Regions from separate parts of the Homo sapiens genome. Here regions 1 and 2 are each linked to region 3. A link is a contact called in ENCODE Hi-C or POLR2A ChIA-PET data. All regions are on one chromosome and are shown on one strand. Each heading gives the region's core, a stretch centred on a gene start or an enhancer-like site at or near the end of the contact. The rest is flanking DNA. Distances are from core to core; before and after follow the strand shown. Region 1 overlaps LINC02015 (long intergenic non-protein coding RNA 2015). Region 2 has its middle 35 kb from the start of LINC02015. Region 3 has its middle 86 kb from the start of TBL1XR1-AS1.

Evidence for each region. Hi-C counts contacts between places; a loop is a spot of excess contacts on that map. ChIA-PET counts read pairs that join two places held with the same protein, here RNA polymerase II (POLR2A). Pooled maps may share reads with other maps.
Region 1: a loop to region 3 is called in a map of gastrocnemius medialis, with 4 times the contacts of the local background. The contact joins two enhancer-like sites. A Hi-C loop is called at or near these places in 1 of 168 maps with a recorded cell type or tissue (gastrocnemius medialis) and 1 of 50 pooled maps. POLR2A ChIA-PET finds 5 or more read pairs at or near these places in 2 of 52 experiments (BJ and activated T-cell).
Region 2: a loop to region 3 is called in a map of gastrocnemius medialis, with 9 times the contacts of the local background. The contact joins two enhancer-like sites. A Hi-C loop is called at or near these places in 2 of 168 maps with a recorded cell type or tissue (K562 and gastrocnemius medialis), 1 of 37 single-sample maps with no recorded cell type and 3 of 50 pooled maps. POLR2A ChIA-PET finds 5 or more read pairs at or near these places in 1 of 52 experiments (AG04450).

Annotation. Positions count from the first base shown.
Region 1 is chr3:177,829,396-177,832,095 of GRCh38, forward strand. The region is part of intron 1 of LINC02015 (long intergenic non-protein coding RNA 2015); the gene reads left to right. Among named protein-coding and RNA genes, the nearest start is that of LINC02015, 14 kb to the left of the region's middle. Within about 2 kb of position 1,261, at least 5 of the 41 ENCODE cell types and tissues checked have a DNase peak (open chromatin) inside an H3K27ac peak, as active enhancers do; they include gastrocnemius medialis, where a contact is called at or near this core.
Region 2 is chr3:177,780,308-177,783,007 of GRCh38, forward strand. No RefSeq gene overlaps it. Among named protein-coding and RNA genes, the nearest start is that of LINC02015, 35 kb to the right of the region's middle. Within about 2 kb of position 1,429, at least 14 of the 41 ENCODE cell types and tissues checked have a DNase peak (open chromatin) inside an H3K27ac peak, as active enhancers do; they include gastrocnemius medialis, where a contact is called at or near this core.
Region 3 is chr3:176,949,901-176,952,600 of GRCh38, forward strand. No RefSeq gene overlaps it. Among named protein-coding and RNA genes, the nearest start is that of TBL1XR1-AS1, 86 kb to the right of the region's middle. Within about 2 kb of position 1,416, at least 6 of the 41 ENCODE cell types and tissues checked have a DNase peak (open chromatin) inside an H3K27ac peak, as active enhancers do; they include gastrocnemius medialis, where a contact is called at or near this core.

The sequences.
Region 1 (2,700 bases), core at 11-2,510, 880 kb after region 3:
TGGGTGCGGTGGCTTGTGCCTGTAATCCTAACACTTTGGGAGGCCAAGGTGGGCGGATCACTTGAGATCGGGAGTTTGAGACCAGCCTGGCCAACATGGTGAAACTCTGTCACTTCTAAACATACAAAAATTAGCTGGGCAAGGTGGCATACGCCTGTAATCCCAGCTACTTGGGAGGCTGAGGCAGGAGAATTGGTTCAATGTGGGAGGTGGAGGTTGCAGTGAGCCGAGATCACGCCACCTCATTCCAGCCTGGGCAACATTGAGCGAGACTCCATCTCAAAACAAACAAACAAACAAACAAACAAAGTTCAAAGTAGATAGTGATGATGAGAGGTACACGTGTGGTGTTAAAAGTAGCTCCCCATTTATATCTTACCGCATTCTGTGGACCACCCCACAGAAGATATTGTAACAAATAAAATCTTTATACTTTCTAACATATTAACTCTTTTAATTTCTTAATGGTGGCTTTTAAATACTTAATGATTCTTTTATGTGGATTTCAAAAGCCAGACAGTGCAGTATCCATGCATAGCCACCCAGGACTACTAAAGGTCATAGTGGAGAAGACTTGTCATAAATATTATAATCCCATGGATAATTCTGTCCTTTAACTCTGTATGCAACTTAGATCATAAACTTGCAAAGTGGATGCCAAGCCTCATATTAGTTCTTCATCTCAATTTGTCAAAAATTGATTTCACCAAGTTCAGAGAGAGAGAAAATAAAGCACAAATGCACTGTTTTCCTAGAGGGCATGTGCATATTTTCTATACATTCGTTCAACATTATTAAACATTTATTATATTATGGGAATGGTACTGAGCATGGAATTATAACAAAAGTAAATTTTTTAAAATTTTCCTCAAGGAAAATAATTTATTGTTTAGGTGGAGAGACAGATATATAAACGAATAGTTATAGCAATGAGAGAAGTACAGATAGACATTTGTAAGAAGGGAAAAGGCAAGCTCTGCCTAGCAGGATAGAGAAAAGGCCACATTGAACTGGCGTTTGAATTTCCTCTTGAAAGATGTGCATTTTGCCAAGTGGAGATTGTACAATAGGAATGATATTCATCCTGGTTAGGAAATGTTCTTGGAGCACCTCCCAGCCTTTCGGTCTAATATTTCCTGAGTACCTCTCAAGGATTCAGTGTGGGATTAGGTGATGTGGTAATTATAAAGAAATAGAAGCCTTGTTACTCGTCTTCAGAATGTTTACTCATAAGGGGTAGTAAATTTCCCTCCCCACACTTTCAACAGTGATTAAGAGGTCATGACTGTCAGTCCTAAATTGTGTGTCACGTCATAAATTCTGTAGATTAGAGAGCATGATCATGTAATTCACAGCAACCAGGGCAAGCCTCACAGATGGGGTAAGGCCTAATCTGTTCCTTGGAAACTGGGATGAGGTTTGGATGTGGGAGAGAGAATGCTTTAACAGTCAAGCCACAAACCTGTATTGAGGGCCTACCATGTGTCAGGCTCATGAATAAAGAAGCAGCATGGGAGTGGGGAAAAAACTGGGATTGAGGTTACATGTGTTTGTGGAAAAACCTGGCTGGACTAGTGAGTTTGAGGTGAGGGATGGCGGGCAATAAGTATAGAGTGAAACGAGTTTGGGCAAGAAAACTGCAGCTAGATTAAAAGGTGCTCTGAAGGACAGGCAGTGGCTTTTGGGTTTGGCATTTATGAAAATGGGGAGTCACCAAAGGTTTTTGAGTATGGGAGAGAGCTGCTGAAAGAAGTACACAAATAAAAGTAACCTTCTTTAGGGAAGTTACATTGGAACAGCTGGAAGGGCTTGTAGAGATCCCTTTACTCACTACCCCATCTGAATATCCTTCAGATGGCCATCATTTGACTGAAAAGGCAATGAAGGCCCACAGAGGTTATAGGATTTGCTTAAGACAAATAGAGTAATCTTGTCTCCATTTCAGGCTCCTTCTTTTGATCTTAACAGTGTGTGTGTTCTAGGCTGGGTGGATGGACAGTAAAGGGAGTAGGAGCATCGAGGTCCAGGACCAGCCAGGCTGAATGAGAGGGCAAACAGGAAGCAGCCGTGACCCAGATTATGTTACAGCCATAGAATGAGCATATTAGAACTCGTAGAAGACCTAAATGCCATCCAGCCTTATCCTATTGCTTTGCAGAGAGGGACAGTTGAGGGCCCAGAGGGAAAGTGACTCACACAACAGAGCGATCTAATGACCTGACTTTAAGTCCAGCTATTTTCCCTGTGTCCACCTCCCTTCCTCCTTCAGATTCTATGGTTGTGTGGATGGGCTCTATTTTCTGTCCCCAGCTAGTTACCTGTTCATGCACTACACCCCTTGGATCCTCTGTTAAAGAGAGACTTAGTAATTGGGATACCTGCGCTGCCGATGGATTTGCCACATCTATTCTGTTCTCAGGTTGTATGTTGTTTGTGTGTGTGTGCTTGTGTGTGTGCATGTGTGTGTGTGTGTGTGAGAGAGATGTGCTACAAAAAGAAAGCTAAGGGAGGCATGCAGAAGACTGCACCAGAATGAGTTTGTACCTTTATCCAAAAAAGCCACAGTTTCCTTCATTCTTTCTCCTCCCTAGAAGGAGACCAGTTCTTATAGCTGCAGAGAAGGGTAGGGAATGACAGTAGGAAAGGGGCATTGCTAGAGTCAGAGGCACAGGTGGCATGAGAAGTGCAGACCAGTCAGAA
Region 2 (2,700 bases), core at 179-2,678, 830 kb after region 3:
TATGTTAATGTTAAGTTTCCTGAATTAGATAATTCTGCTGTGATTATGTAAGAGAATCTCTCTCAGGAAATACACATTGAATTATTTAAGGGTAAAGGGGCTTGATGTATTCAACTTCCATATGGCTTAGAAAAAACATATCATATATAATATCTTATGTATTTTAATATCTATTTATTAGATTATGTAATATGTGTTGTATAATATAAAATTTTATTTATGTAGATAGAGATGAGATGGAGAGTGCAAATGATAAAGCAAATAGGGTAAATATTAACAGATAAATCTGAGTAAATAGTATGTCAGTGTTCTTTGTACTATTCTTATTCTTGCCAATTTTTGTAAGTTTGAAATTATTTACAAGCAAAAGGCTTTTTAAAAAGGGAGTGAAAGAATGAGAGAGAGAGAGAGAGAGAGAGAGAGAATCTGTGTACCAGTGATGATTATTATAGTTCAAAATCTGACTATTTTACTAGCTGTGGGATCTTTAACAAGCTAATTGCTCTGTGCCTCAGTTTCCTTAACTGGAAAATTAAAATGATAGTACCTGCCCTATGGGGGCAGGTGTTTATCATAATTATGGTTCTAATTTTGTCTGTTGCCTAGGCTGGAGTGCAGTGGAACGATTTCGGCTCACTGCAGCCTTGACCTCCCAGGCTCCAGTGATCCTCTCACCTCAACCTCTGAAGTAGCTGGGACTACAGATGCTCACCACTACGCCTGGCTAATCTTTGCATTTTTTGTTGAGACAGGGTTTGCCATGTTGCCTGGGCTGGTCTGGAACTCCTGAGCTCAAGCAATTCACCCCAGCCTCTCAAAGTGCTGGGATTACAGGCATGCGCCACTGTGCCCAGCCCAGGCTGTTTATTATTGTTGACTCAAATGTCTTTATTTTGTTAAAGAGATACCTTAGCTGTGGGAGATAAATTAGGAACTAGGGTAAAGCTTGGGGTTTGAGGCACCTAGCAGGATCTGAGGCAGGTCTCTAGTTGACGACGGAATGTGCATGAGATACCGCTGGGAGGAGGATCATTCAGATCATTCATATCCCAAATTCAAAGATTTGGAGCTGCAGTCAGAGGCGATAGTGAAGAGTGAGCATGCATAAATACCCACTATGAATCCCGCAGAGCTGATGGTGACTCTGCTAATTATTCAGTAAGAGATTCTGAGACTCAGGAGCCTGGTGATTTTTCTAGAAAATAAAATTCAAGAGGACCAGAGTCTTTGGGTGAGGGGAGAGTGTTTCCCAATAATAAAAGCAGCAGCGAAAATAACAAATTTGATGCTTGGAAATAGGACAATTATAAATAAACCTGGTACAAGTTCTCCAAAAACAGAGATTGCCTTGTGAAAAATTCTGTCAGTTAGCAGGATGCTTAAATGACAGTATCAGGCAAGAGGAGAAGAATGTTGGCAGCGTGTGGGAGAGGTTGAAGGCCACTCCTGCCGTGCCTACGTTGGTTTCCTAATTTGGGTTGTTTCTCTCACAAGTTCCTTATTTGAAGACAGCTTGGACAGTGTTATGATTAGAAACATAATCCATTCCACATGTCCCTGGAAGCCTGAGAGGCCCAATTGCAAGGTTTTTAGGGATGAATGCCAAGGAGGCCCCCTGGAAATCTGTGACCCTGGAGCAAGTCACAGTTCATCTGGCCAGACTTGAATAGTGGCTCTTAGTGGGGGCCAGGGCAGGGTCTTGACAGACCTCCTTTACTTCTCCCCTCTGTTCTGATCTCCCTCATGACTGGGGGAGAGGGAGGAGGAGAAAGAGAGCTTGTTTGTGACCAAGGAGATGAGGCAGCAGGGAGGAGGGGCAGGTTTCTTGTGTCCTTTCTCTTTCTGCTGACTGCCCCGCTTCATCCCTGAACTTTTCAGCTGCTGTGTTATTTTTCTGCAATAGAACAACCCTAACCTCACCTCATCAGAGAGGTGTGCCGAGGAAGAGGCCCAGTCTTAAGCCGAAATTCGTCAGCTCTGCTACTTACTTGCTTAACCACTTTGAACCTGTTTTCTCAGCTGCAAAATGGGATAATTCCTTCCAGGGCCGTTGTGAGGGTTTTGAAAGGAGGTAATGTGCATTAAAAGTCTAGGACCAGGCCTGGCTTTGGAAGGTGCCCAGTGGATGGTCATCAGCATTATTCTGATTCTCGCCTGAGTAGAGGTGTGGCTCGCCCTCTCTAACTCAGTGTCTGGTGCTCCTAGGTCCTATCACAGCTCTGTAGTTATAAGTCCATCCTGAAAGTCCATCACCTGGATAGTATCTACTTACCCTTACCCCTTTTCTTTATGGCTTTAATGATACTAATGCTAAAACTTGCCTTTCCTTTAACCCTCTGGAATAGCAAGCCAAGCTGAACCTGCTCGTTTCTAACATAATTAATAGTCCGCATTTTGGTGGTAGGCCTCCGCTTAAATTATGTAGTTAAATCATACTCATACCTGATTTACACTTCTTGCTATAGCCATAGGAACAGCTTCACTTCTTTTTCTAGGAGTCAGACTGACCACTCCTGAGCCGATGAGAAACTCAAAGGTTTTTTCAGGGTTTATTACATCTGATGATTACGTATATATATATATATTCATTTTCAGATAAAACCAGATCTTGTTGAGATAGCTGTTTTCATGTTTCCCAGTTGAGCCTAAAGTCTTAATAGTTTGGGTGAATTATTTTTCATCTTCCTCTTACCCTATGCA
Region 3 (2,700 bases), core at 166-2,665:
ATAAAGATGGCTACTCTTCCATTTTAAATTGTTTCCCATGCAGTGTTCTATTCTGAGATCTCCCTGCTGTATTAGTCAGCTAGAGCTGCCATAACAGATTACCACAGACTGAGTGGCTTAAACAACACAAATCTGGAGTCCAGAAGCCTAAGATCAAGGTGTTGGCAAGGTGGGTTTCTTCTGGGACCTCTCTCCTTGGCTTGGAGATGGCTTTTTCCTGGGTCTCCACATGTTCTTTTTCTCTGTGTGTCCATGTCCAAATCTCCCCTTCTTATAAGGACACATGTCATATTGAATTAGGGCCCATCTCAATTATTTCATTTAACTTTAATTACCTCTTTAAAGACCCTTATCTCTCAATGCGGTCTCATTCTGGGGTACTGAAGATTAAAACATAAACACATGAATTTGGGGTTAGGGGAATATGCAATTCAACTTCTAGCACCACCACCCACCCGCCCACACACATACACACACTTTATGCCAGACTTTCAGTAAAAATCTGCAAGATACACTGTCTTGGGTAAAAGAAATTGGTGGAAAATTAAAGACAAAGTTGTCTTCCATATATGGAATTAATGACAAAAATAGAAAAGGAAAAAAAATGGCCAGGAGGTGAGATGCAAACAGGGAATAAGAATTTAACAGAAGCAGGAAATCAAGGTTAGGAAAGCAAAGAAAAATGTGCCAGGAACAGTTTAACCCTACCCCCACCACAGAGATACTAGGATTCCCAACCAGATGTGGATTTGGCCTTGAGTGTATTTTGTTTTGTTTGTTGTGACTATTAAATGAATGATAAATCCTAAATCCTGGACATCTTTGGGTGACATGGTGATAACTGGTATGGCAATTTTTCAGTGAATTACCATTAAATCCCAGCCTATCTAATCACAGGTCATGCAACTCATTGCGGTAGAAATGTAGTCCAAATATTCATCTCTTGATTCCCAGCCCAGTTTACCATCCCTCATCATTAAAACAGAACTAGAGAGGATGACAAGGGCTAGAGGTGAAAACAACAGTGGGCCTCTCCTTGGATCCAAGGCAGCACAATGATTCAAAATCAAATGTGTGGCTGCCCAGGAGAGAAATTCAGGTGACTCACAGACGCTCTTTGACTCAGTCCTGTGTAATGGAATTTCAAAACAGGAATAACATTATTACACCTTCCAGCAATTCACAGCCAATATTTGCAATTAAAAATCACCGGGTTCTAGCCTTAAATAAGGCTGTTGAAGAACTTATGCTAATAAATGGCTCTCCTTCGCACTTACAAAATTATTCTAAGCCATTGGGAAAGGTCACTTCTGCTAACAGTGTACAAAAAAAAGATCTTCCCTTTGGTTCTAATTCTGGGTGAATGGCATGCCTGTGGGGCTGACTGACAGGACCCTGTGCCAGCATGGTGCCACATGCCAGCTGGTCAGTACAGCCAAGGAGCATACGTATGCTGGGCCCTGTATCAGCAGTCTCAGCTGGTCACTGACAAGGCAACCATGCTGAAGACATATTTTGCAATTTGGTCACACTAAAATTTGATTGCGTGTGTATGTGTGAGTCCATGTATGTTTAATGATATGAATCAATACAGTTTATTGGCAATTGTTTTTCAGACTGACAATAAGCAACACAAAAGCTCAAATAAATTGTTTCTCATCTCTTTGGAATCATGTGGAGCAAACAGGTGTAAAAAAGGAAAAGGAAAAACAGCCAAAAAAAGAGGACAGGTAAATGAGACATTTTACAGTACATTAAGGTGTGAGGCTGGCACTGCATTCTTACTAAAATACACACACACACAAATTGGGGCCTTATAGAGGAAAGAAAATAAATTTAATCTCCAGCTCGCCCAATGCAAATTCAAGGCATTCCATTCTTACTGTTCACTCCCAAAAGCTACAATCTGGCCAGTAGGACAAGAATTATGCAGGCATAAAAATATGGAGCAAAAATAAGGGAAGAAAATGGGTCCCTGAAAACCTTAAAGAAATGAAATATACTTTAAGAAATATTGGAGGGGTCTGGAAGCAGACACTGGAACAGCAACCAAATCAGTGTTCAGGTATCCAGGAAGCTGTTTGGGGTGGGAGGGAGTAAGGCTTACGAGGGCGGCCTGACCCCCAGGACGCCACGGGTCGAGTCGAGGAGTTAATGCAGGATGTTGCTGACCAGCAAGAACTTGCAGAGGAGATTTTAACAACGATTTCAAGACCTGCAGGGTCTGGAAGAGTTTGACAAGAATGAGCTCATAGCGGAATTAGAAGAACTCATCTCACTTCAAAGCCATAGGGCTGCATCACTGCTTCCTCTACAGAGTCTGCACAGGGGAGGGGAAAACTGGCCGGGGCAGGGGGCAGTAAGCAGAGCAGCAGATGCCTGCTGTTTATGATGTTGAATTATATAAAATAAACTGTATTTGCAAATCCAACATTTAGCTTCTGGGCTAGATATCATAACTTCACTGCTGAATCCTCAATGGAAAGAGCCACTTGTTTGCACTTGAAGGTGTCTGAAAATGTCATCTCTGTCCTTTTAAGACAGGCAACTTGTTCCACGTTTCTCTGTCAGACTTGTATGGTACTGGAAGAAAAGCCATTTTTTAAAAGTCATAGACCTTCCCTTGTCCTTAGCTGTAATAATACATCTGATTTTGGTTTCCTAAAGAGTTGTATTTCTCTTCAACCCTGTATGTACCTC